Regions from separate parts of the Homo sapiens genome. Here region 1 is linked to region 2. Evidence: chromatin loops called from intact Hi-C (ENCODE). Cell type or tissue: HepG2. All regions are shown on one strand. Links, peaks and the distances in the headings refer to the core of each region. The heading gives the core; the rest is flanking DNA. Region 1 has its middle 71 kb from the start of LGSN. Region 2 has its middle 110 kb from the start of PTP4A1.

Region 1 (11,052 bases), core at 1,333-9,332, 68 kb before region 2:
TAGCCAAAATCATCCTATTGATACAATCAATTGGATAAAGTTTAGCTATTGACAAGCTAAGGCTGTTTCAGCAGTTGCTCTAGACTTTACTCCTTTATTACTCATCAGTTCTTAGTCTTCTTCCATTTCCAACTCTATACTCTTGGCTCTTAAGTTTTGCCTCCAACCCGTCACAGAGTTTTTAACTTATGTCTAACTTATCCATAGTTTTCTAAGCATTAGACTCTCAATTGTCCCCTATAAACTTGCTTAGTTTCTCTTAGGTGGGAATTACAATCTTGGATCTATCCACTTAAATGAAGTCCAAAGTCAGTTCCAAAATGTAGGCAAATTCAGAAAGATAAGCTAATAACCTATCTTTTAGTTGACATGGTCAACCCAATACATATATCTGTGTTATGCTCTGTTTATAAGTAATGGCAAATTCCTGAAGGACCGATACCCAATATCACATAGGCAAAAAGTCTGAGACCTCAGACCCAATTTCCTGACACCAACTACTTTACTAATTCCATTATTCATTATTCTACCCAATTAATAAATTTGATGTTAATATATTGGGACCAGATAGTATTCACTTAACAGTTTTAAAAAATTATAAGGTGAAAATGTAGAAATACATACAATTTCTCATTAACTTTATAAATTGCCAGAGATTTAAGGATTTATAAAATATTAAAAGGATTTTGTAATTGTAGAGTCTTACCTCCCTACTTGGAAGTTTGATAGAGACTTTATAAGCAAGAGAGGGACCCCTTTGTGAATATAGATAGGATGAATACATAGAGCTTAATCTATAATCCAAAATTCAGTGGGATAAGACATGCCACCAGGTAAACATTTTACTTTCTGTAGCTCAGCTACAAATACATTGACCTTGATCCAGCCATTGAGAATATCATTGACTTTCAGAGTTTTGGGGCTTTTTAATTTTTATTTTACTATTATTATTATTATTATTGCTTACTTGTTTGTTTGTTTCTGGCTAATTCTCCTTATCTGATTCTCTGATCCTATTTTGGTAACCTGTCTTTCATATTTCCAATCTCATTTCCTGATTTTTGCATCACTTTTCGTCAGGTATTGATTTCTGTATTCCTAGTCATAACCAGTTAACCTAAATGTCATTCTTGAAAATGCTTTGTATCTAATAATTCATTTTAATGGTCTTGGAACTATACAATACCTTGACTATACACTCAACATTGAAGTTCAACAAAAGAACCCATGTTCCTTTCCCTGACTCAATAAATATTTAGAGAGGGTAATCTACTGGGAAAAGAGTAATATGGTTTCTGTAAGGGGATATTATAGTCGTCTAGTAGCATTCTTTGAAGAGGTAAATTAATAAATAAGGGGCGGGCATGGTGACTCATGCCTGTAATCTCAATACTTTGGGAGGCCAAGGCTGGTATGGATCACCTGAGGACAGGAGCTCAAGACCAGCCTGACCAATATGGTGAAACCTCGTCTCTATTAAAAATACAAAAATCAGCCAGACATGGTGGCGTGCACCTGTAATCCCAGCAACTCAGGAGGCTGAGGCAGGAGAATTGCTTGAGCCCAGGAGGTGGAGGTTGCAGTGAGCTGAGATCACACCACCGTGCTCCAGCCTGGGCAACAGAGCAAGACTCCGTCTCAAAAAAAAATAAAAGAAAAATAGATAAATAAGGAAAACGAGCAAAGGTAAAGTGCAAAGACTTTAAATTCAGACCTTCGAACCAAAGATTATCTTAAAGGTGAATCACTCACTATTGGATTATACAATTAGCAGCCCTCTGTATCCATGTGTTCCTCTTCCATGAATTCAACCAACCATAGATCAAAAATATTCAGGAAAAGAAAAATGCATCGGTACTGAATACATAACGATGCATTTTTTCTTGTAATATTCCTAAAACGACAGAGTATAACAACTATTTACATAATTTACATATTATATATCTTTGTTGTATTAGGTATTATAATGATTTAAGAGATTATATAAAGTATATAGAAGCATATGCATAGGTTACATGCAAATACTTTATCAGATACTTGAGCCACTGCAGATTTTGATGTGCTCCAGAGGTCCTGGAACTAACCCCCCACAGATACTGAGGGACAACTGTATTCACAGAAAATATTTTATCATGGATTAAAAATATATATTAGTACAAAAAGTTAGAGCCTGAATTTTAGAGGAATCCATGCAATGGGAGAGATGTCACAGAGATCAGTACTGAGATTAACTTTGATCAATAATTTTTTTTTTTTTGAGCCAGGGTCCCACTGCAGTGGCATGATCATAGCTCATGATCATTGCAGCCTCAGTCTCCCAGGCTCAAGCCATCCTCCGACCTCAGCGTCCTGAGTAGCTAGATCTACAGGCATACCACCACATCTCGCCTGGCTATTTATTTATTGATTGATTTATTGATTTTGAGTCAGAGTCTTGCTCTGTCACCCAGGCTGGAGTGCAGTGGCACAATCTTGGCTCACTGCAACCTCCGCCTCCCAGGCTCAAGTGATTCTCCTTCCTCAGCCTCCCGAATAGCTGGGATAACAGGTGCCCACCATCATGCCCAGCTAATTTTTTTGTTTTTTTTTTTTTTTAGTAGAGATGCGGTTTCACCATGTTAGGCAGGCTGGTCTCGAACTCCTGACCTCAGGTGACCTACCTGCTTTGGCCTCCCAATGTGCTAGGATTCATGCCTGTAGCCACCATGCCCAGCAATAATTTTTGAAACAGAAGATGACTATGGAGTATCATTTCGTAATTTAAAAATGACTTACCAGTGGTGAATTATGAAGATAAGGAAAAAGTTTAGGAAATTTCACAAGGTAGGCAGTTGGACAGAAATTTAAGATACCAGCTTCTTGATGAGAAAAGTGAGGTCCTATTATGGGCTAAATTGTGTTTCCTGAAGATTCACATGCTGAAGTTCTAATCCTCAGTACTTCAGAGTGTGACCATATTTAGAGATAGCATCTTTAAGGAGGTAACTAAGTTAAAATGAGGCCAGTTAGGGTGAGCCCTAATCTGATATGACTGATGTCCCTGTAAGAAGAGGAAATCTGAACACAGGTGCACAGAGGGAAAATGATGTGAAGCCAGGGAGAAGACGGCCATTGACAAGCCAAGGAGAGAGGCCTCAGAAGAAACCAACCCTGCCAACACCTTCATCTTGGACTTCTAGGCTCCAGAACTGTGAAGAAATAAATTTCTATTGTTTGAGCCACCCAGTCTGTGGTATTTTGTTACAGCAGCCCTGGAAAAATAATAGAGGTCCTAAAGCTAGAAATAACGTAAATAATGGCCAAGGGATAACTGGCTTCGAGGGCCATTTGGAAAAACAAGACAGAGAACTTGTTGTCAGTCTAATGTGGTTCTAATAGACAAAAAGGCCATCAGAGTATTGATAAGCAGGCAGTGAGTTGAAAGCAGAATAGAAGACATTCTTATACTTGGCACAAACCATGTACAGTCACTCAAAAATCATCTTAGGATGCATATATTTAAGCAGAATGCACAGAAAGTAGTAACTCCTAGTCTACAAGGATGAAATACAAATAGGATGAGGAAGACAAAAAGGGAAGGGAAAAGAAGAAAAGAGCTAACCCTTATAAGTATTCATTCATTTAATCCTTATGGCCACCCCTACGTGTAAGTAAACTGAACATTATTGTCTCCACTTTGGAAAGGAGGAAACTGAATCACAGAAAGAGTAAGTAAATTGCTCAGAGTCACACAGAAAGTGAAAAAGCTATGATAAATAATAGATCTATTAATATAAGAACAAATCAAAAAATGTGAAACCTATTTTCTACTCTCATATTTTCTTACTAACAATAGAAAAGAAGCTTACCTTACATTTTCAGATAGAGAGGAAAGGATATTGAGCCTGATTCATTTTGTATCTTCTTGTGTTTCTATGTGTTCATTCTTAAACAAGTAATAGAAACTACACTCAGTCTAGAACATGTCAGTCTTATTTTGGCAAAACAATCCCACCGTCTTCTTCTGCATCTACCCTTGACCCCATTGCAAAATCTAGCACAATCTGATAACAGAAGAAGAGAACAAAAGAGAAAAATTTGAAGGAACTGTGTTTAACCTTAAGGAAAGCATGGCTTCTGTTTTGAACAATGGTCCTGTGTAGTTTCACTTAAATCTTATCTGTATACAAAACTCTTGGTTGCCACTCTGTGCTGTGAAACTGCTACATGGTTGCATTTCAATATTAAGTATGTAAGCCAGTGAGTAAACCAAACCATGATAGTTCATGAATCTACTAATGGAGACGATCATATCAGTACTATTATTCCAATACAGAAATTCAAAGGTAGTGCATACAGAAATAGAGATCATAAAATGCAGTCATTTTAAATTATTTTTTACACTAAAAATAATTTAGTCATTGTGCTCCAGACATTAAGTGCATTAATGTACATGCTTCAAAGTTTATCTCCTTTTTCTCTTCCTCCCCCATCCCCCACAAAAAAAAATGGTGAGAGAAAATTTTCTAGGTCTAATCTAAGCCTAAAGAAAACACACCTTTTGTGAATGCTAAGTAGGGAGATGTAGAAAATGAAGAGAAAAGACTCTAATGGTCTCAGAAACTGTATAAAGAATAATTCTACAGCTGAAGTATTTGGACACTTTCTTTCTTTCTTTCTTTTTTTTTTTTTTTTTTTTTTTTTTTTTGAGGCAGAGTCTCGCTCTGTCACCCAGGCTGGAGTGCAGTGGCGCAATCTTGTCTCACTGCAACCTCCTTCTTCCAGGGTCAAGCGATTCTTGTGCCTCAGCCTCCCAAGTAGCTGGGATTAAAGACATGCACCACCACTACTGGCTAATTTTTGTATCGTTAGTAGAGATGGGTTTTCACCATGTTGGCCAGGCTGGTCTCAAACTCCTAACCTCAGGTGATCCACCTGCCTTGGCCTCCCAAAGTGCTGGGATTACAGGTTTGAGCCATTGTGCCAGCCGGATTCCACAAATTTTGATCAACTATTATTTTCTTAGAATGCATGACCTATTGCCAAATTCACCACTTCATTGTCAGATTTTTTTTTATCAACAGGGAGGAGATTGTTACACAGGAATTGAATTTGTTTTATTGAAAATTGGAATCGGCCAGGCGCGGTGGCTCACGCCTGTAATCCCAGCACTTTGGGAGGCCGAGGCGGGCGGATCACGAGGTCAGGAGATCGAGACCATCCTGGCTAACACGGTGAAACCCCGTCTCTACTAAAAATACAAAAAAAAAGTAGCCGGGCGAGGTGGCGGGTGCCTGTAGTCCCAGCTACTCGGGAGGCTGAGGCAGGAGAATGGCGTGAACCCCGGGGGACGGAGCCTGCAGTGAGCCGAGATCACGCCACTGCACTCCAGCCTGGGCGACAGAGCAAGACTCCATCTCAAAAAAAAAAAAAAAAAAGAAAAGAAAATTGGAATTGAATTAGTTCAGATAATATCCTTAACTTTCTTATCTCTCTCCATTCACTTTCAATTATTTGAATTATAACAAGTTCCATTGGAAAGGATGCATACTTTTACCTTCTCTTTGGATAAAAGGTAATCTGAAATAAATTGATTGCTTCTGTTAAATAGACAAATAGAATTACTAAGTATTATCAGATCTCAAATAGCTCTAATAGAATATGTACACAGGTAAGACTCATTTAGCATTATTTAAAATCTCGTTTTTAAAAAATATGATAATGGAGACAAATTTGCTATTAAATAATTTATTTGCAATGTATAAATGTCCTTAGCAGTCAATCCTATTTGGGTTTGAGAAAAACATGACATTTTCAAGTTATCTTAGTTGGTGTAGGTCTAAAGATATGGAAGGGAAGTAAGAACCAAGAGGTTGTGTCTTAGCAACTACTCAGCCAGCAGCTGGAACTGTAGCTCATTCAGAATACACAATGTAGAGGACTGATAGCAGCTCTTACACTCAACAGCAACATCTGCAAAGATCCATGCATCTGTAAACTTCTGTTGCTTTTTCTGACAAGGATTCCCAACTTGTAAGTGGGTTGATTTCAGTCTCTGCTTGTACCTCTGTATCCTCCAACACTGTTCTCTCCACTTGCCTTCTCTCCACCTCAAGGTCTGTGTTAGCTTTTACTGTCTTGTGATTTCTGAAGCCTCAATGTGTCTCTAGTTCCTGCTCACTTAAGTTTCCCTCCAAATTCCCAAGGGAGATCTGCTTTACGGTTAGTCAACATCCAATATTGACCATTCTTGCTGGGCAGAGTTCAGTTACACTTCATGGGCTGATAGCGAGGCTTTTAGCTATCTCTGTCTCAAAGGTTAATCCTTGAACTAAGTCATTGCTGGTCCAGAAAAGCAGAAGTCACATGATGTAAAGCATAAGGGCCCTAGGAGCAGAGAAACACTCAGCTGTCTTTCATAGAAGAGGTCTTTGGACATGGAAGGACAATGAGCATGGGTTGACGCACAGAGCAACTTGGTCTCCTCTCCAGTATAAGTCTTCTTTTAAGGAATCAATGATATGAAAGTTTATTTTTAAAAATTACAAAACAACAACACTGGTTTCATCCTCCACCCCAAAATTCCAAGTAATTATAGTCATGTACTGTATAAAAACATTCTGGTCAACAATGGACCACATATAAAACAGTGGTCCCATAAGATTATAAAAGAGGAGGGGCATGGACCAGAAATCTGAGAGAGGTCAAAGACGCCCAGGCCAGGTGCCTCTCAGGTACTCATGTACTGATATGAAGTAGGAGGGGCGCAGTGCTAGAAGCCCCTTCCTCAGTGCTGCCAACCAGACACCCAGCCCATGGCAAACCCTGGCCTAGGGCTGCTCCTGGCCCTGGGCCTGCCTCTGCTGCAGGCCTGCTTAGGCCCAGCCTTGAGACAAACCTCCACAGCAGGGGCCCCTTCTGTAAATGAGAGCAGCACTATCATGCCCACCAGCTCCAGCTCCAAAGGGACCCTGTCTCAGGGGGCATCACTGCTATCATGTGGACTAATCCATCCTGGCCACCCTACTCCTGGCTGTGGGACTGGAACTACTGGTGCAGAAGCTTCAGGAGAAGCATAGATGGAGGCGGAAACCTACCTACCCAGCAGCCAGGAACAGGTGGGTGCCCATGCGCCACAGACCCTCAACTTCAAATTGCCTCCGGAGGAGTAGCAGCTCATCTGAACGCTGGTGTTAGAGGCCTTTGAACCAGAGTGACTCCATCTTGAATAGGGGCTGGGTAAAATTGATAAAGGAATTAAGAAGAAATTACTTAGGCAGATAATGAGGATATGGAAGTCCTCGGTAAGGTTTTCCTTTTAATGAAAAGCAACCCCAAATTATTTTTCTTTCTAATGAAGAGCAGTCTGTAAAACCGAGCTGCAGACATTGATTGGCAGTTGTGCCAATCATGTTCAAGATGGTGGCTCCATCTTCTTCTTCTTTTTTTTTTTTTTTTTTTTTTTGATATGGAGTCTTGCTCTGTCGCCCAGGCTGGAGTGCAGTGGCGCAATCTCTGCTCACTGCAAGCTCCGCCTCCCGGGTTCACGCCATTCTCCTACCTCAGCCTCCCGAGTAGCTGGGACTACAGGCGCCCACCACCACGCCCGGCTAATTTTTTTGTATTTTTAGTAGAGACGGGGTTTCACCGCATTAGCCAGGATGGTCTCGATCTCCTGACCTCGTGATACACCCACCTCGGCCTCCCAAAGTGCTAGGATTACAGGCTGAGCCACCGCGCCCAGCCAAGATGGAGTCTCACTCTGTCGCCCAGGCTGGAGTGCAATAGCTGGATCTTGGCACACTGCAACCTCTATCTCCTGGGTTCAAGCTATTCTCCTGCCTCAGCCTCTCCTCCCCAACCTGTAGGTGAGATTACAGGTGTGTGCCACAAAGCCCGGCTAATTTTTTTGTATTTTTAGTAGAGACAGGGTTTCACCATGTTGGTCAGGCTGGTCTCGAACTCCTGACCTCAAGTGATCTACCCACCTCAGCCTCCCAAAGTGCTAGGATTACAGGCGTGAGCCACCGCGCCTGGCCCATCTTCCCTTCTTCTGTACAGTAAGGAGCAGACAAGATGGCGCTGGTTAACTGGAAAGCCCATTTGCACAATAAGATTAGGGTGGGGCAACCAGTCTTACCACAAGCACTATGAAAACATCATACCTGATCGAACCAATTTGTGAGCCCTATGTAAATCAAACACTGCCTCCTCAAACCTGACTATAAAATCTGGCCCATCCACTGCTGGCAGGTCTTTCTTCTCAGAAGTCCCCTCTCTCTCAAGAGGCAGAGCTGTTTTACTTTCTTTTCTTCTGCCTATTAAACCTTCGCTCTTAAACTCCTCATGTGTGTCTGTGTCCTAAATTTTCCTGGCGCCAGACAACAAATCCCAGGTATATACCCCAGACAATGTAGCCACTTCAAAATGAAGCTGAGATCTACTGGGCTGCATTCCCACGAGGTTAGGTATTCTAAGTGACAGGATGAGATAGGAGGTCTGCAAAAGATACAGGTCACAAAGGCTTTGCTAATAAAACAGGTTGCAACTGGGCGCGGTGGCTCACACCTGTAATCCCAGCACTTTGGGAGGCCGAGGTGGGCGGATCACCTGAGGTCAGGAGTTTGAGACCAGCCTGGCCAACATGGCGAAACCTGTCTCCACTAAAAATACAAAAATTAGCTGGGCGTGGTGGGCGACTGTAATCCCAGCTACTCAGGAGGCTGAGGCAAGAGAATCACTTGAAACCAGGAGGCAGAGGTTGCAGTGAGCCGAGATCACGCCACTGCACTCCAGCCTGGGCAACAGAGCGAGACTCTGTCTCAATAATAACAATAATAATTAATAAGAAAACAGGTTGCAGTAAAGAAGCTGGTCAAAACCCACTAAACCAAGATGGAGATGAAAGTGACCTCTGGAGGTCCTCACTGCTCATGATATGCTAGTTATGATGCAATTATAATGCATTGGCATGCTAAAAGACACTCCCACTAGCATCATGATGGTTTACAAATGTCAGGAAGTTACTCTGTATGGTTTAAAAGGGGGAGGAACCCTCAGTTCCAGGGGTATTGCCCATCCCTTTCCTGGAAAACTCATGAATAATCCACCCCTTGTTTAGCAAATAATCAAGAAATAACCGTAAAAATAACCACCAGCCCTAGGGGCTGCTCTGCCTTTGGCGTAACCATTCTTTATTCCTTTACTTTCTTAATAAACTCGCTTTCACTTTACTCAATGGATTTACCTCGAATTCTTTTTTGCACGAGATCCAAGAACCCTCTCTTGGGGTCTGGATCAGGACCCCTTTCCGGTAACACTGGGGCCCAATGCAGCCACTGCCCCTGCCCAGGACTGCCGGGTGCTGGCTTGCTGTATACAGCAGCTGCCACGGCCTCTGACAGCTCAGGAAGACTTGCAGGAGGGCCTGGGGGGCGTCCGCCTGTCAGGCGGTCGTCTGTGCCTACAGCTGAGGGTTTCAGGGCTGGGGATCCACCTCCTCGCTTGTGGAACCTTCTTCCCTCTGTGTGCACTGCAGGCCTGACAACTCCCTCTCCTTTCTTTCAGTTCTCCATGCACTTGAGGCCTGGGTCCCTCAGGACTCCAAGAAGAAAGTGTGGGGCTGCCTGCCCATCTAGTTCCCCTCTCCTCAATTTGTCCCACTTCATGGCTGTGTGACCTTGGGGAAAGGTAGAGCCCTCTCTGGGCAGTCAGATCCACCCAGTTCTTAAGAATAGCATGGAAGAAGCTGTTTCAAAGACTGCTCCTGAGGACAAGGGAGGGCAGGGCTGTTAACTTTTTATATACTTATATAAAATTAATAGTGAAGTATAATAAAGTTTGCTTGTTTTGAGCTGTTGGAGGCATTAGCCAAGACGGAAGACACAAATGCAGAGGAACTGCAAGGTTGTAAGGATCCTAGGGTATTGGGGGGCTTCCTGGAACTCCCTTCTAGAATCCAGTTAAAGAGGCTGCCCTTGGAGGGTGAGAGGTGGGTAGGTTGTGTTCCCCTCCAGAGAGAGGGCCTTAGAGAAATTCACCAGGAAAAACCAGCTTCTGGCTCTTGTGGCTTTATTGAAGGACAGGAGTCTCCTCCCGACCCTTGATCCTTAACCGTCAAAGCACTTAAGATCAGCCACTCTGGGCTGGCTCCTGGCCTGGGGCTCCTGCTGGTTGCTGGTGGGTGATGGAATTCAGGCCTCCCAATTCTTCCAGTGACTGGAGGTGAGTGTGCTCTGCTAGCAGGACTTTGCGAGGCTGGGCTCTGGGATTCTCTGGAGAACTAGGGTCTGGGGAAGGATCAAGAGGCTGGACTATCTGGACAATATCAAAGTTGGACTTTGTGGGGGCTGGAATTTGGGGGCTTTCTGGAGGGCTGGGCTGGGTGGGCACTGTGGAGAGCCTGGAACTGGGGCTTTCCTGGGCTCTAGAATGTTTGGCTGCCTTGTAGGGAGGGGAAAGATAAAGGATTAGGGACTCTGTGAGAGGAGAGTGTTCGGGGTCCCCTCCGCTACTTGGGTCTGCAGGAGCTGTTGAGGACTGAAATGGAGAGATGACTTCTTGGTTAGCCTCTAGGACAGCTAGGACTTGAGATTCCTTGAGAAGCTTGTAGCATCCACAGATGAGGCATTTTGCAGAGACGGCAGGTCTGCAGGCAGGGACAGGGGCTGAAGCTCTGGCAGTTTCTCATTGTCTGGTTGCTATCTTGCTCTTCCTGGTATGTTGGGCTGGGTAGGGTGGAGAGACGGGCAAGTTGCTGGCCTTTAGATGGCAAAGGGGTTGGCAAGTTGGATGGACCATTAGGGTAAAACTTGGGGAAGAGGCAGGGTTTCCACCAGGATGAATCAGCTGTCTAGGTCCCCTCTGTGACAGCAGTTTAAATTCTGGCCTGGTCTCAGGCTGCCTGCACTCTTGGCTCCAACACTCAGACTGTCCAGAATCTCACTCAACAAATCCAGTTATTCTCTAGACCTCAAGATGCTGCTGCCTATAGCTTCTTTTGCCATAGGCTCCCCTCATCCTTAGGGCTCAGAGGAGGTGTTCTAGATGAGGATGGGCAGCCTCAGGTATTTG
Region 2 (11,052 bases), core at 1,745-9,744:
CTGTTTGGGTCACACTAACAAATCCTAATAGGTTTTGTTTTCATTTGGTTTCATTCAAAATATTTTATAATTTTAACTATGGTATCTTCTTTGACTCGTATTTTATTAAAAGCATAGTGTTTAGTTTTTTAATATTTGGAGATTTTTAATATATCTTTCTGTAATTAATTTCTATTTCTATTTTCTTTTGGCCAGAGAACATACATTGTATTATTTTATCTCAATTCAGTTAAGTTTAATGAGATTTGTATGGCCTGGAATATGGTCTATCTTGGTGAATGTTACATTTGCACTTGAAAAGAATATGTACTCTGCTGCTGTTACATGGAGTTTTCTATAAATAAACAGATCATGTTGGTTGTCTTCTATGTCCTTTCTAATTTTCTCTCTATGTGTTCTATTAGTTACTAAAAAAAAGAGTTGATATATACAACTACAATTGTAGATTTATATATTTCTCCTTTCAGTTCTCTAAGTGTTTTACTTCAGGTATTTAGGAGCTCTGTTTTTAGTGCATATACACTTAGGATTGCCAGGTCTTCTTCAACTGATCCCTTTATTGTAATGTAATGTTCTTCATTACCCCTGGTAATATTTTTTATCATAATGTCAACTCTGATTTTAATAGAACCACCCTGCTTTTTTTTTTGTTTGCATGGTATATTGTTTTCTGTTCTTTTACTTTGAACAAACATCTGTCATTATAATTTTTTCTTTTTTTGAGACAGAGTCTCGCTCTGTTGCCCAGGCTGGAGTGCAGTGGCGGGATCTCGGCTCACTGCAAGCTCCGCCTCCCGGGTTCACACCATTCTCCTGCCTCAGCCTCCCAAGTAGCTGGAACTACAGGCGCCCGCCACCACGCCCGGCTAATTTTTTGTATTTTGTTTAGTAGAGACAGGGTTTCACTGTGTCAGCCAAGATGGTCTCGGTCTCCTGACCTCGTGATCCACCTGCCTCGGCCTCCCAAAGTGCTAGGATTACAGGCGTGAGCCACCGCGCCCGGCCGTCATTATAATTAATCCTCAAAACAATTCAATAAACTAGGTACAGTTATTATCCCCAATTTACATGTAGGAAAACTGATACAGAGCATTCAATACTGCCCCTTGCTGCCTCTCCATTCAGCCTGTTTCCAGAGCTTTTAGTGTTCTCCTGATGCTACTTCTCAAATATGTTCAGATTTTAATATTTTTAGTGTCTTTTTTATTCATTTACCATCTAATGTAAATTAAATACTCAAAATAATGTGTGTTTTTTCCTGTCACCGTTATGGGACCACAGTAAGGCTATTAGCATTTTGCATGAGGGAAGTTTAAATACAGATTGAAACACTTTTAATTTCCTTGGATAGGTACTGGAGAAAAAATAAATTCTTACCACATTTCTATGGACATCAATATTAAACCCCAGTTCTTTTTTGATTCCCAGTTGACTAATTTCAGCTTAAGTAAACTAGTAATTTAGTCGTTAACAGATAAGAGGCTTGAGGCCAGCTCTATACTAGAAGTTTTTACATTTTCTTTTTTTTTTTTTTTTTTTTGAGACAGAGTCCTGTTCTGTCACAAGGGCTGGAGTGCAGTGGCGTGATCTCAGCTCACTGCAACCTCCGCCTCCCGGGTTCAAGCAGTTCTCTGCCTCAGCTTCCCAAGTAGCTGAGATTACAGGCGCCCGCCACCATCCCCGGCTAATTTTTGTATTTTCAGTAGAGATGGGGTTTCACCATTTTGGCCAAGCTGTTCTTGAACTCTTGACCTCGTGATCCATCTGCCTCAGCCTCCCGAAGTGCTGGGATTACAGGCGTGAGCCACCGCGCCTGGCCCTACGTTTTCTTTTTTTCTTTTTCTTTTTTTTTTTTTTTTTTTGAGACGGAGTCTTTGTCTGTCACCCAGGCTGGAGTGTAATGGCAATCTCTGCTCGCTGCAACCTCCACGTCCTGAGTTCAAGTGTTTCTCCTGCCTCAGCCTCCCAAGTAGCTGGGATTACAGGCACCTGCCACCACGCCCGGCTAATTTTTGTATTTTTGGTAGAGACAGGGTTTCACCACGTTGGCCAGGCTGGTCTTGAACTTGTGACCTCAGGTGATCCAGCCACCTTGGCCTCCCAAAGTGCTGGGATTACAGGCGTGAGCCACCACGCCTGGCCAAGTTTTTACATTTTCTATAAGGAAGTTAGCCACAACATCCCACCAATAGAACCAACTGGATCTCAGTTACAAGGAAAAAACAAATAGCTCAGCGCATTCTGAGCTATGTGAGACATGCAAACTTTATCCAGTTCAGAAAGACAGGAATATGGGACTTCACTCTCCCTATCCTCCCACACCAGCACCCATGCCCAAGGGCAATTTCTGAAAGGGATTTTGTTTCTGACCAAACTGCCTCACCCATTATCTTCAGGTACCTGGCATTTGTGATACAAAGAACAATGCATAGCCAATCAATAGCTTAAGCTATTTTAATATAAATTCTCGTAAAACAACTTAGAAATCCCCTCTTCTTTTTTCATTTAAAAACTCATTTGTGAGTGGGGCGAGGTGGCTCACTCCTGTAATCCTAGCACTTTGGGAGGCCGAGGCGGATGGATCACCTGGGGTCAGGAGTTCAAGACCAGCCTGACCAACATGATGAAACCCCGTCTCTACTATAAATACAAAATTAGGTGGGCACAGTGGCATGTGCCTGTAATCCCAGCTACTTGGGAGGCTGAGTCAGGAGAATCACTAGAACCCGGGAGGCAGAGGTTGTAGTGAGCTGAGATCGCATCATTGCACTCCAGCCTGGGCAACAAGAGTGAAACTCCGTCTCAAAATAAAAATAAAAATAAATAAAAACTCATCTGTGGCCCAGAGGCACAGTGGCTCAGGATTATCATCCCAGCACTTTGGGAGGCTGAGGCAGGAGGATCACTAGAGCCCAGGAGTTCAAGACCACACTGGGCAACACAGCGAGACCCTGTCTCAAAAAGAAAAAAAATTAACTTTTGATTATTAAAAACAAGAGCCAGGTGCAGTGGCTCACGCCTGTAATCCCAGCACTTTGGGAGGCTAAGGTGGGTGGATCACAAGATCAGGAGTTCGGGACCAGCCTGGCCAACATAGTGAAACCCCGTCTCTACTAAAAATACAAAAAAATTAGCCAGGTCTGATGGTGGGCACCTGTAATCCCAGCTACCTGGGAGGCTGAGGCAGGAGAATCCCTTGAATCCGGGAGGTAAAGGTTGCAGTGAGCCAAGATCACGCCACTGTACTCCAGCCCTGGGGACAGTGGGAGACTCCATCTAAAAAAAAAAGTAAAAGTTAAAAAATTAAAACTCACTTGTAACTTCTGCTAATTGGAGCATATCTTCAGGGCACCTTGAGTCTATACTCCCAGGTTGCAGACCTCAAACTTGGCAGAAATATACATATATATATATATATATATATATATATATATATATATATACTTTTTTTTTTTTTTTGGTAGAGACGAGGGTCTGCCTATGTTGCCCAGACTGGTCTCAAACTCCTAGACTCAAGCGCCCCTCAGCCTCCCAAAGTACTGGGATTACAGCCATGAGCCACCACACAAACGATCTTCTTGTTTGCCTCAGTTTTTTTGTTCAGGTTGACAGTTATTAGTTCATGTCACAGAAGAGAGTAAACCTGTAAGTTGTGCTCCCTGGAATATACCACACTGCCCCTCATACTCAATAGAGCCTCCTCATTCTGCAGCAGCTCCTTAGAGCTTGGGCTATGGGTCTGTCACCAGACGTAGCCTCTGTTCCTAACAGACTGAAAATTCTGGCACTGGCCAAAGAACAAGAGGCTTAGGAGCCATTTTATAGCACCCCCTTCATCAAAGCAGAGAAGGGAAGAAAGCAGAGAAGGGAAGAAATTCTTTGCCACTAGATCAGGCTCCAAGCACATTGTTGCAGGCTTCTCTGAATGAGTTACTCAAGGAATTCTGTAGGCTTTACCCTGAGCAAAAGTTTCCAACAAAACAGTTCAGAGTTCCTGAACCTCTACCCATTTCATTGTACTGCTTCTCCACCTTAATATGGAGAAAACAACCTTATTCAAAAGTCAAAATGCTTGACCTCATTAAGGAATGCTGCTCACCTGGAGCATTCCCCTCATTCTCACCCTCATCATTTAGAGACCATTGATATTTTAAATGCCTAACAAGTGGTTGCTTAGTCCACACTACACCAAATATTGGTTTGACTGATTTTCTTTCATACTGTTATTTTGTCATCTTGTAGATATATTTCTACTTTCTAAAAATATAGTTTGGACCGGGCGTGGTGGCTCACACCCGTAATCCACCACTTTGGGAGTCCGAGGCGGGTGGATCACTTGAGGTCAGGAGTTCGAGACCAGCCTGGCCAACATGGTGAAACCCCATCTCTAATAAAAATACAAAATTTAGCCAGTCGTGGTGGCACATGCCTGTAGTCCCAGCTACTCGGGAGGCTGAGGCACAAGAATCACTTTAACCCAGGAGGTGGAGGCTGCAGTGAGCCAAGATTGCACCACTGCACTCCAGCCTGGGCAACAAAACCAGACCCTGTCTCAAAAAATAATAAATTAAATTAAAATATAGTCTGGCAATCCAATAATCCAGGTATTTTTCTATCTGGAATTTAGGTTTTTAAATTCAAATCAGGCCGGGCATGGTGGCTTACGCCTGTAATTCCAGAACTTTGGGAGGCCGAGGCAGGCAGATTACTTGAAGTCAGGAGTCCAAGACCAGCGTGGCCAATGTGGTGAAAGCCCGTCTCTCCTAAAAATACAAAAAATTAGCCAGACATGGTAGTGGGTGCCTGTAATCCCAGTTACTCAGGAGGCTGAGGCAGGAGAATCACTTGAAGCCAAGAGGCACAGGTTGCAGTGAGCTGAGATTGCACCACTGCACTCGAGCCTGGGCTACAAAGTGAGACTCCATTTCAAATAAATAAATTAATTAATTAATTAAAATAAATTCAAATCAGATTTAACTAATACTTTCACATATTTACCATCTACAAGGCACTAGGTTGGAAACCTTTATTTAATGTCATAGTAGCACAAGGTCAAGCTATTATTTTCACAATTCTTTCTCCAGTGATTATAATTTCATTTATTTTTATTTTTATTTATTTATTTATTTATTTTTAGACAGAGTTTCCCTCTTGTTACCCAGGCTGGAGTGCAATGGCACTATCTCAGCTCACTGCAGCCTCCACCTCTGGGGTTCAAGCGATTCTCCTGCCTCAGCCTCCCGAGTAGCTGGGATTACAGGCATGTGCCCCCACGCCCGGCTAATTTTGTATTTTTAGTATAGACGGGGTCTCTCCATGTTAGTCAGGCTGGTCTCGAATTCCCGACCTCAGGTGATCCACCCACCTCGGCCTCCCAAAGTGCTGGAATTGCAGGCATAAGCCATCGGGCCCGGCTAGCCTTTCATTTTATAAAGTGACCATATATATTAGCGTTGGAAACAAATGCTGTGCCTATAATTTTCTAGATTTTTTTCACTTCAGTTTCTACAACTATGACATTGTTACCGTGTTTATATATACCTTCCTTCAGAACAAAGGGTAAACAGTAATTCTGCACTTATGTTAAAAAAAGAACTGAGTTGAAAGCCTGAAGATCTCGGTCCTAGGACCCAGCTAAGGTTGGAGGACTGTGTGAAAGTTACCCAAACATTCTCGGTCTTGGTTTCATTGCCTATGACATTAAAAGATTAGACTGGGTTCTCGCTAGGGACCTCTCTAATTCTAGGAGTCTGAAAAGCCTTCAGAGAGAGAATGTACTTTGGAAACAACTAACCAGGTGTATGTTTTTCGAAGTGTTAATGATTGCTAGGTTGTGACACTGAAATCAGTAAAACACGAATCAAATATTTACACATACCTTCCATGCAGTGTATTTTCCATCATGGGAAGGTATTGGGCAATGGAAAATTTCTCAAATACTTTTACTGGAAGAGACAAATTAGGCTCAGTTTTTTGTTACCATTATGTAAAGTTTGTAATAATGCTATGTGAAACCCTTTGTTTATTCATAGATGAAAATACCATGTCGAGAATTATTCAGCAAGTTGCTCTCAGACTAAGATGCTTATGACTTGCTTTAGAGTGTTTTCCTTTACATAAGATTTTACCTGAAAGACCAAGTCTATTGTTGTATTATTAACAATTATAATTCAAAATGTCAACAATGTTTCCATTAATTATAGGCATTGTTCCTTAAAGCTGGCCTAAAATGGAAGTCAGAAATCAGGGTTTGAAGGTAAAATGTCAAACCATTTTGGTTCTCTCAAAAGATTTTTTTTATGCCGTTTAACTGAATACTCCAATTCTGTCTATGAACTAGGAGAGACCATATTAATGGTTTTCCATGCATTAATACAAAAAGCTTTGGAAAATACGCCACAAGCTTACATGTCTACTGAAGTATATTATAAATTAATTATTGTACTTTTTTGAATTTTAAATTTTCTGTTTAAATTTTCAATCTATTCATTATAGGATCTCACTATGTTGACTAAGTTGGTCTTGAACTCCTGCCCTCAAGCAATCCTCCAACCTCCGCCTCCCAAAATGCTAGAATTAAAGGTGTGAGCCACCATACCCACCCCCGCCGCCCCCAACAAATCTATTCATTCTTTCAGGATGAAGTCTATATGTATATTGCCCATGTTTTGAAGTAGAACTTCCTTTCACTTATTCAGTAGTAATCTTTTTTAAGCTTTACTGGAGGCCTAGGCAGGCAGATCACTGGAGGTCAGGAGTTCGAGAACAGCCTGACCAACATGATGAAACCCTGTCTCTACTAAAAATACAAAAATTAGCCAGGCGTGGTTGTGGGTTCCTGTAATTCCAGCTACTCAGGAGGCTGAGGAAGGAGAATCGCTTGAACCCAGGAGGTGCATCATGCCATTACACTCCAGCCTGGGTGACAAGAGCAAAACTCCATCTCAAAAAATAAAAATAAATTTTAAAAAGAACCTTTTCTGATCACCTAATAATGCTAAAGTTTCCTAGGAATTTGATGACCAACTTCACGTGCTCCATGTCCACACCCTTCATTGTGCAACAAACTTTGCTCATATCTCCTTCTGGGCCTTTTCCACATCAAAATCCTAGTCTTTCAAATCTGCCTTAAATGGAAGATTTCATTCCCTTTTTTTTTTTTTTTTTTTTTTTTTTTTTTTGTATTTTTAGTAGAGACGGAGTTTCAACATGCTGGCCAGCCTGGTCTCGAACTCCTGACCTCGTGATTCACCTGCCTCAGCCTCCCAAAGTCCTGGGATTACAGGCATGAGCCACCACACCCGGCCCCATTCCCTAGCTTTTATTACCCTTCTACTTCTGACCTTCATTCACTTATTTTTAGCTTTATTGTCTTCCTTGAGTGTGATGCCCAAAAACACACCACAGTTTTCTGAGTGAAAGATAACTGTGCTTTCTTTCATGAGTCTAATAACTTTCCTAACAGTAGCCAATATTTCACTTGTCTTGTACTAAATTAATACATTGAAAAACTAAAAGAAAATTTCTATCTTTGAATTTAAATTGACGTCCTTTACTCTTTTACCTTGAAATCATACTTTCTATCATTCATAACTGGATGCTGACCACTGCATTTGCCCATGCTGAATATTATTTGCCACTTCCTTGTTCATTTCTATTATTAGGAGGAATTTTCTTAGTTCCTTCCCTCCTACTATTACTTAAGTGAAAACTATGTTTCCCAGAACAAACCAGCCCAGGGGAAAAAATAATAATCACAATGACAATCAGGCTTGCGGATTTTTCCTTTTCTGTCCCAGCATGCCCGGTGGAAAACTGAACCTCCCAAAAATTAGGAGTGTGTTCTTCTGAATATACTTTTGGCTGTTCTCTTCTGTTCTAGTTCACTAAGGTGATGACTCCTGTTGCCCTTGACACCCAAAACAGTAGCCAATAGACAACATCTACTGAGGAAGTCTCCCACATATCAAAATGTGTATAGTACCACAGGCATCAAAGTCTACACTGAATGTCTGGCATGAGGGGGCCAAGCGTCCCTCAGGAGGGCTTCTATCTTCTGTAGCTACTGGGGCCACTGCCATGCCATCTTGTATCGTAAATGTCTCTGCTGCTGGGTTTTTTGGGTTTTTTCCCCCAAGACGGAGTCTTACTCTGTCGCCCGGGCTGGAGTACAGTGGTGCAATCTCAGCTCACTGCAACCTCTGCCTCCCGGGCTCAAGCCTCCCGAGTAGCTGCGATTACAAGCATGCACCACCATACTGGGCTAATTTTTGTATTACTAGTAGAGATGGGGGTTTCACCGTGTTGGCCATGCTGGTCTCAAAATCCTGATCTCAAGTGATCCACCCACCTCAGCCTTCCACGGTGCTGGGATTACAGGCATAAGCCATCATGCCCAGCCTTGTCTGTGCTCTTTTGGTTTTCTCTTGTTCTCCATTTGTACTCCCTCATCCTGAGATTTAGTCCTGAATCCAAGGAGCCTGAGCTAAAGGATAATTTCTCCCTCAAATACTGGCTGACTGTCTTCAAACCAAGCCCTTGCACATCAACATTGTGAACTTTTTCTTCCCACATGACAAGTTATTTCCTGTGAACTTTCTTGTTTCCAGAATGTGTTCTACATTTACATGATCTAGTTTAATTCTGATGACCACCTCCAGAAGAGATATGCTGCAGTTTTACAGATGGAAAAACAAAGGCATCAAGAAATTACATTAACTACTCTACATTGGACAGTTGGCAAAGGACAGATCCCAAATCAATCTGGTCTTCATACCCCACGGCCCTGAATTATAGCTTCTCTACTTTCTATTAATTTGTATTCCAAATGTGTTGCTTCCTAAACATCATATTATACTGCATCAATGTCAGGAAACCAGAAGCTTGCTCTAAAAGACATGCCCAGACCTTTTTGAATTCTAGTATAAACACAGTTCTGGCTCCAACTCTAATTCTTATCATCTAAGTATGAACATAGATTCTGCATATACTAGTATAGTCCCCTGAGCTTCATTTTTTTTCTCCTGTATGCAATTGGCTAATAATTATTTTCTAGGGTGGGAAAGAATCTGGTACTACTAGGACTTTTCCTTCGTTTCTTCTGCAAGCTTCAGAATTCTTTCTCTTCCAGGTCTTTTCCAAAAGTCATAAATAAGTGTTCTCTGATTCTCCGAGGCAAAGCCTGAACTCTCTTACTCTATAAACTTATCATCTTATAAAAACTTCTCTCAACCCACATATCACACTGCTTTAGAATATTACAGGCCTGTCTTTCCCAGTGGACTGTGAAATACTTGAGAACAAGGATTGTATCTGATTCGGGTATCTGATACCTAGTGTCAGGAAATAATAAGAACTACTAGGAAAACCCATGACTAGTACTCACTGTTTACAAACATATGGCTGGATGTGGTGGCTCACACCTGTAATCCCAGCACTTTGGGAGGCCAAGGCAGGTGGATCACCTGAAGTCAGGAGTTCGAGACCAGCCTGGGCAACATGATGAAACCCTATCTCTACTAAAAATACAAAAAAAAATCAGTTGGACATGGTGATGCATGCCTGTAGTCCCAGCTACTTGGGAGGCTGAGGCAGGAGAATCACTTGAAACTGAGACAGAGGTTGCAGTGAGCTGAGATCGCACCACTGCACAAAACAAATATATTCCTAGATTTTGGTTTTTGTTCTCTAAGCCTTATTACCTAAGAAGTTTACTTCAAACTTTTCACTCACATGCCTCTAACAACCAAGGAGTGTTTCCAGAGTGTCACAAGGCCTACCTCTACAGCGTACTTGCCATAAGTTCAAATTTGATACCTTAATTATTTATCTCAATCTTGCTTCGTCTACATAATCCAATGTGTCCAAGATCATGGTAGATAGGATAAACCGGAACAGAATGCAGATAAATACATTTCTTGTTTTAATAAATATGGATTTATGTTCAGGTGTGTCTTAGGAGAAAATATGACCAGTTGACCAAACTATTGATTTCATGGATATTTTTTCACAAATAAGAATTATAAAGGGAAAACTTGAATAGCTAGATATTTGGAAAACATTACTGTAATGATTTCTTTCTCTTCTGATAGGAGAGACAGCATGAGTGGTAGAAACACAGACTGAAGCTAGACACTTGAGTTTAAATTATGGATCCTCCACTGCTAGTTGTGTAACGTTGGCAAATATCTTAACCTCTCTGTATCTCTGTTTTCCCATCTTTCAGAGGGACATAAAAATTGTGCCTACCTCATAGAGTTGTTGTGAGGATTAAATGAGTGAATATATGTTAAGCATCTAGGATAGTACCTGACATGTATAAAGAACTATCTAAGTATATGCTGATATTATTATCTTTATTCATTATTATTATTTAAAAGAATGTTTTATATTTATGGCAGAATACAACTGAGGCTCCAGTAAGGTGTGCCACAGAAATCTTGTCACCTCATTTTGTCTCATCTGCCACTCTTGTACATTGCTACATATATCTAGGAATGCTAAAATATTCGTATTTGAGAAGCAAATTCCTATAGATTGTTATAAATACATATGATGTTCAAGTTCCTCTTTACTACAATATAAAAGTAATACTTTATTTATTTGCTTTTAATACTTTATGGTCTTGCAAGGCCTTGTACGTTATGTGTGACTGCTGATTCTCTGTAAGAACTCTGGCATATTTATGAGGCATGATATTATTTGGGAAACCATGTTGCTGGGAAAAAACAGGTCATGCTTGTAGGTACTCAACCAAACTAGGCTTTGATGTAGAGTCTTTAATTGTGTAAATAGCACAATTTAGTTAATGACATATGTGTTGAAAACCTGAAATTTAATAGTGCTTTGTAGTATAACAAAGTGTTTTGAATATATCATCTAATTTAATACTTGAACAAACCTGATGTATCAATTTTGCAGACGAGAAAACTTTGTCTCAGAACTATTAGTAAGGGACCAACAAACACTAAGCCAAAAATGGACAGTACCGAATTTCCAATAAGAGTGTGCCCTTATCTTATCTTTTACAGATAAATGGTAATTTGAATTTCC

What was found. Peaks named below come from ENCODE experiments on the same cell type or tissue, not always from the same donor. Only the 100,000 strongest peaks of a DNase experiment are listed, where the experiment ranks them.
Region 1: a loop joins it to region 2, with 5 times the contacts of the local background. A loop is called at or near these places in 2 of 110 quality-filtered maps.

What each region holds. Positions count from the first base shown.
Region 1 is chr6:63,385,461-63,396,512 of GRCh38, forward strand. It overlaps a transcript of LGSN not described here and the pseudogene LOC100133007. Among named protein-coding and RNA genes, the nearest start is that of LGSN, 71 kb to the left of the region's middle. RefSeq lists an enhancer at 4,104-4,193. In HepG2, for the core only: a CTCF peak has its summit at 8,896 (motif pointing left); a DNase peak (open chromatin) is centred at 6,261.
Region 2 is chr6:63,452,951-63,464,002 of GRCh38, forward strand. It overlaps a transcript of LGSN not described here. Among named protein-coding and RNA genes, the nearest start is that of PTP4A1, 110 kb to the right of the region's middle. RefSeq lists enhancers at 5,572-6,071, 5,750-5,894 and a cis regulatory region at 5,815-5,828. In HepG2, for the core only: no CTCF peak of the experiment used is centred there; a DNase peak (open chromatin) is centred at 5,861; H3K4me3 peaks cover 426 bases.